Linked DNA regions of Homo sapiens: region 1 is linked to region 2. Evidence: chromatin loops called from intact Hi-C (ENCODE). Cell type or tissue: CD14-positive monocyte. All regions are shown on one strand.

Evidence for each region. Peaks named below come from ENCODE experiments on the same cell type or tissue, not always from the same donor. Only the 100,000 strongest peaks of a DNase experiment are listed, where the experiment ranks them.
Region 1: a loop joins it to region 2, with 1.8 times the contacts of the local background. A loop is called at or near these places in 2 of 110 quality-filtered maps.

What each region holds. Positions count from the first base shown.
Region 1 is chr16:1,503,569-1,506,068 of GRCh38, forward strand. TELO2 (telomere maintenance 2) reads left to right here. Exons shown (of 21, transcript NM_016111.4): 16 at 1,842-2,033. Among named protein-coding and RNA genes, the nearest start is that of TELO2, 11 kb to the left of the region's middle. RefSeq lists an enhancer at 2,319-2,488. In CD14-positive monocyte, no CTCF peak of the experiment used is centred here; no DNase peak of the experiment used is centred here.
Region 2 is chr16:1,457,643-1,460,142 of GRCh38, forward strand. CLCN7 (chloride voltage-gated channel 7) reads right to left here. Exons shown (of 25, transcript NM_001287.6): 7 at 1,465-1,545; 8 at 52-114. Among named protein-coding and RNA genes, the nearest start is that of CCDC154, 14 kb to the left of the region's middle. In CD14-positive monocyte, no CTCF peak of the experiment used is centred here; a DNase peak (open chromatin) is centred at 1,189; H3K27ac peaks cover 288 bases.

The sequences.
Region 1 (2,500 bases), 46 kb after region 2:
TACGCACTGCCACACGATGAGCCTTGAGAACATTTAGTTAAAGCAGCCCCAGGGCCTGTATATCGTTCGATTTCACTTAAGCGAGCCGTCCGGAGGAGCTAGTTCACGGAGAGCGGACGGGGCTGCCGGGGCTTGGGGAGGGGATGTGGAGTGAGGGTTTCACGGGGACAGTTTCAGCTTGGGAAGGCAAAAGAGTTCTGGCGAGGGCGGAGGTGATGGTTGCCCATCATGAACGTACTTATTAATGCCACGGAACTGTACACTTAAAGATGGGGAAAACGGGCTGGGCGCGGCGGCTCATGCCTGTCATCCCAGTGCTGTGGGAGACCAAAGTGGGAGGATTGCTCAAGCCCAGGAGTTTGAGATCAACCTGGTCAACATAGCAAGACCCTGTCATCTCCACCAGAAGAAAATTAGCTGGGAGTGGGGCGCCTGTGGTCCCTGCTACTCTTGAGGCTGAGGCAGGAGGATGGCTTGAGCCCAGAGGTTGAGGCTGTCGTGAGCCGTGATGGCACCACTGCCCTGCAGCCTGGGCAATAGAGCAAGACTCTGTCTCTTTAAAAAAAAAAAAAAAAAAAAAAAGCAGCCGGCCACGGCGGCTCACACCTGTAATCCCAGCACTTTGGGAGGCTAAGCCGGGCGGATCATGAGGTCAGGAGTTCAAGACCAGCCTCGCCAACATGGTGAAACCCTGTTTCTACTAAAAACACAAAAAATTAGCTGGGCATGGTGGTGCATGCCTGTAGTCCCAGTTACGTGGGAGGCTGAGGCAGGAGAATTGCTTGGACCTGGGAGGCGGAGGTTGTGGTGAGTCAAGATGGCGCCACTGCACTCCAGACTGGGCGACAGAGCGAGACTCCATCTCAAAAAAAAAAAAAAAAAAAAAAGGGAGGGGAGGGGTTAACGTGGTAAATCTTGTATATATTTTACCACAATAAAGCAAAAAAGACTGAGAACATGAGAACAACTCACCGTAACTGGTCTTTTTTTTTTTTTTTTTTTTTTTTGAGACAGAGTCTCGCTCTGTCGCCCAGGCTGGAGTGCAGTGGCGCGATCTTGACTCACTGCAAGCTCCCCCTCCCGGGTTCACGCCATTCTCCTGCCTCAGCCTCCCGAGTAGCTGGGACTACAGGCGCCCGCCACCACGCCCGGCTAATTTTGTGTATTTTTAGTAGAGACGGGGTTTCACTGTGTTAGCCAGGATGGTCTCAATCTCCTGACCTCGTGATCCGCCCGCCTCAGCCGTAACTGGTTCTAAGGTGCACACTTGGGTGGCGTTCGGAACATCCACAGTGTCACGCAGCCGCCTCTGTCTAGTCCCAGAGCGTCCTTATCACCCCAGAGGGAAACCCCATCCCTGTCAGCAGTCGCCCCGACCCTCCCAGCCTGGGAGCCTCCGGTCTGGCGCTGGCCTGTTGAGAAGGTGTCCTAGAGATGGAGGCGCACATGGGTCCTTGGTGCCTTCTCTGCAATGTTCTGAGGTCCCCCCGCCCGTGGCACGTGCCGCTGCAGCGTTGCTTTTGCTGTGAGGCCGACTTCCTGGGATAAGGGCATGTGGCTCTGGCGTGGCGGGACTGCGTGGCTTTAGGATGAGGCTGCGCTCGGCCCTGGGCGTGTTCTCATCTCCTGGAGCACGGTGCCCACCTTCCCCACCTTCCCGCCTACCAAGGCGCGGTTGCTGTGAGCTACGGGGAAGTGACTTTTCTCCTTGTTCCCAGAACACACCTTCTCCCAGGCTGGGCGGGCCCCCGGGCCCGTTTCTGGGGCTTTGGCTGACTTGACTCTTGGGAAATGTTCTTCCCTGGAGCAGTGGCGACGGCCCTGGGCCTGTCTCCCTCCAGGTGCTGACTCTGGCTGCCCAGGAGCTGTCTAGGCCTGGGTGCCTCGGGAGGACTCCCCAACCTGGCTCCCCAAGTCCCAACACCCCGTGCCTGCCAGAGGCAGCCGTCTCTCAGCCTGGCAGTGCCGTGGCGTCTGACTGGCGGGTGGTGGTGGAGGAGCGGATCAGAAGCAAGACCCAGCGGCTCTCCAAGGTTAGTGGCGCCTGGTCAGCTCCTCACGGGCATGGGGACCGTGGGTGGGTGGGAAGGGCGGTCAGACACCTCCAGGCGCTGTCTGCAGCGAGGGGCGGCCACATTCGCTGGGGATGGTGCCTTTGCCGGGATTCCTGAAAGGCAGGGTCCATGGTTTGCACCGAGGAACTGGATTTTGGCTGTAGGAGACCCAGACTGGGCTTGGGGACATGATAAGTGACAGGTGTCCTGGTGGTGCTCTGTCCTCAGAGCCCATCTAGGCCAGGGGTGGTGTTGCTCCACCTGAGGATGTTTAGGGGCGTCTGGAGATGTTTTTGGTTGTCACTAGGGGTGGGTTGGAGGCCACGGAGGCATCCTGCAGTGCCCAGGGCGGCCTCCCCAGGACGCTCCTCCAGCCTTGAATGTCCTGCCTGCAAGTTCGGGAACGCCTGGTCTGCTGTCCAGGCATTGGCCGCGGAGCCTGAGTC
Region 2 (2,500 bases):
GGGCCCGGCGGCCTCAGGCTCCAGCTGGAGTGGCCATGTGCACTTTGTTACCTTTCCCACGGCCAGGCCCCCGACCACGGACAGGATCACACCGGACACTTTGATCACCAACGTCTGAAACACAGGGAGACGCATGGCCTCTGATGAAAAGGCAGGCGCTGTCTTTGGACCTGAGCCGTAAAACAGCACACACAGCCCCGATCAGGCAGAGTGGCTGGGACACGGGGCCTCCGGGAGGGGGCCAGCACCCCCAGGCTGGGTCTCCCCATGGCCACAGTGGAGCTAAACAGCAGCCAAGCGTCCCCCGCACTCACTCGGGGGACCTGCCCTCTGTGGCCTCAGCACTGAGCAGGCAAGGGGTTCTTTCGTTTCCTTCCTTCCTGAGGCAAAGCTGGGCCGCCCACCGCATCCTACAGGCACACCTGCCTCCGCCAGCGTGGCCAGCACAGGGGAGGTGTTCCCGCTAGCCCCGCCTAGCAAGGCTCCTCATACACCCCTGGCACTGGAAGGCTGGTCACCTGCGGCTCCACGATGCCCCCTCTCCCTTCGGCTGCTCCCCGCCCCCAGGGGCCTCATCCTCTCCACCTGAGAAGGTGTGTAAGGTGTTTATCAGCCTCCCTGCCCCAGGGCAGAACCCACAAGGGCGCAGACCCTAAACACAAGGGCGCTGAGTGTGTGGGGGAGGACTGTATGTTAAAGATGCCGAGCAAACTCAACCCTCAGCCAACAAAAGTTATAGAGCAACATCCAAGAAGGTTCAGGCCAGCCTGGCGCGGGTGACAGGCGGGTCGCCATTCCCAGCTGCTCCAGTAAACCTGATCTCCCACCACAGGGCAGGGGCACCCCAAGGTCACCTGGGAGCTTTCGCCAGAGGGGACACACTGGTCCCGCTCCTTGGCCACGGGGACCAGGCCCCGGAAGCACCCCCAGGGGGCAGCGGCCATGCTGCCCACCCATCCTCAGACGGGACGGGGCTGCGGCAAGTCTCAGGCTAAGGAACGATGGCGGCACAGACAGAAGCAACCACAGCGGAACTGGGTCAGGACTCCCAGCACCTCCAGAACCAGATGCTCTGATAACACCAAGTGTAAATGACCATGAGGCAAACTGAAAGCGGGAAACTGCTACACGCCCACTACCACGACAGCTTCCACGGTGAATCAGTCACCACCACGCAGCCCACAGTCACAGACGCGTCGCACAGCTGTGTCACACATGCACCACGCAAGCATTTCTGTATGACTACTCATTTCTTACGTAATTTAATATGTGCAAATACCAGTTGTTACCACTTTCAGAAAAAAAGGTGACCCCTTCACACCCAGCCAGCCCATCTGCACACAGTGCCACCAGTACACAGGGTGGCTGAGGCCAGTTCTGGAAGGCAGGCAGCCAAGAGAGCTGCTCCTGAACCAGCAAAGAGCGGGCGCCCACCCTGCCCAGCCAGGGCCACCGCACCCTCACCTTGAGCCGCACCACGTGGGGGATCTTCACCCCGTTGAGGAAGCACTTGATCTGGGGGATTCCGCTGCCAGCAGCCACCGGCTGAAAGAGGGGAAGCACGGCTGAGTGGGTCACGGCCAGGCTGAGACAGATGCAGCCCCTCAGCCCCAGGAGCCCCAGGAGCTGAGGAGAGCAGCAGACACGTCGGGGCCTCAGGGAAGGGGAGCTCAGCACACAAACGTCGGGGCCCCAGGGAAGGGAAGAGCAGCACACACGTCAGGGCCCCAGGGAAGGGGAGAGCAGCGCACACGTCGGGGCCCCAGGGAAGGGGAGCTCAGCACACACGTCGGGGCATCAGGGAAGGGGAGAGCAGCACACGCGTCGGGGCCTCAGGGAAGGGGAGAGCAGCACACATGTCGGGGCCTCAGGGAAGGGGAGCTCAGCACACACTTCGGGGCCCCAGGGAAGGGGAGAGCAGCACACATGTCGGGGCCTCAGGGAAGGGGAGCTCAGCACACACTTCGGGGCCCCAGGGAAGGGGAGCTCAGCACACACTTCGGGGCCCCAGGGAAGGGGAGAGCGGCACACACGTCGGGGCCTCAGGGAAGGGGAGCTCAGCACACATGTCGGGGCCTCAGGGAAGGGGAGCTCAGCACACACTTCGGGGCCCCAGGGAAGGGGAGCTCAGCACACACTTCGGGGCCCCAGGGAAGGGGAGAGCGGCACACACGTCGGGGCCTCAGGGAAGGGGAGCTCAGCACACACGTCGGGGCCCCAGGGAAGGGGAGCTCAGCACACATGTCGGGGCCTCAGGGAAGGGGAGAGCAGCACACACGTCGGGGCCTCAGGGAAGGGGAGAGCAGCACACACTTCGGGGCCCCAGGGAAGGGGAGCTCAGCACACACGTCGGGGCCTCAGGGAAGGGAAGAGCAGCACACACGTTGGGGCCCCAGGGAAGGGTCTCATGTCGTTGGGGTAGCTGCTCTCACTCTTCCCAGCCCAGACACAGATCAAGGACGTGGTGGAGGCGGAGGTGGAGATGGAAGGAGGGGAGGGC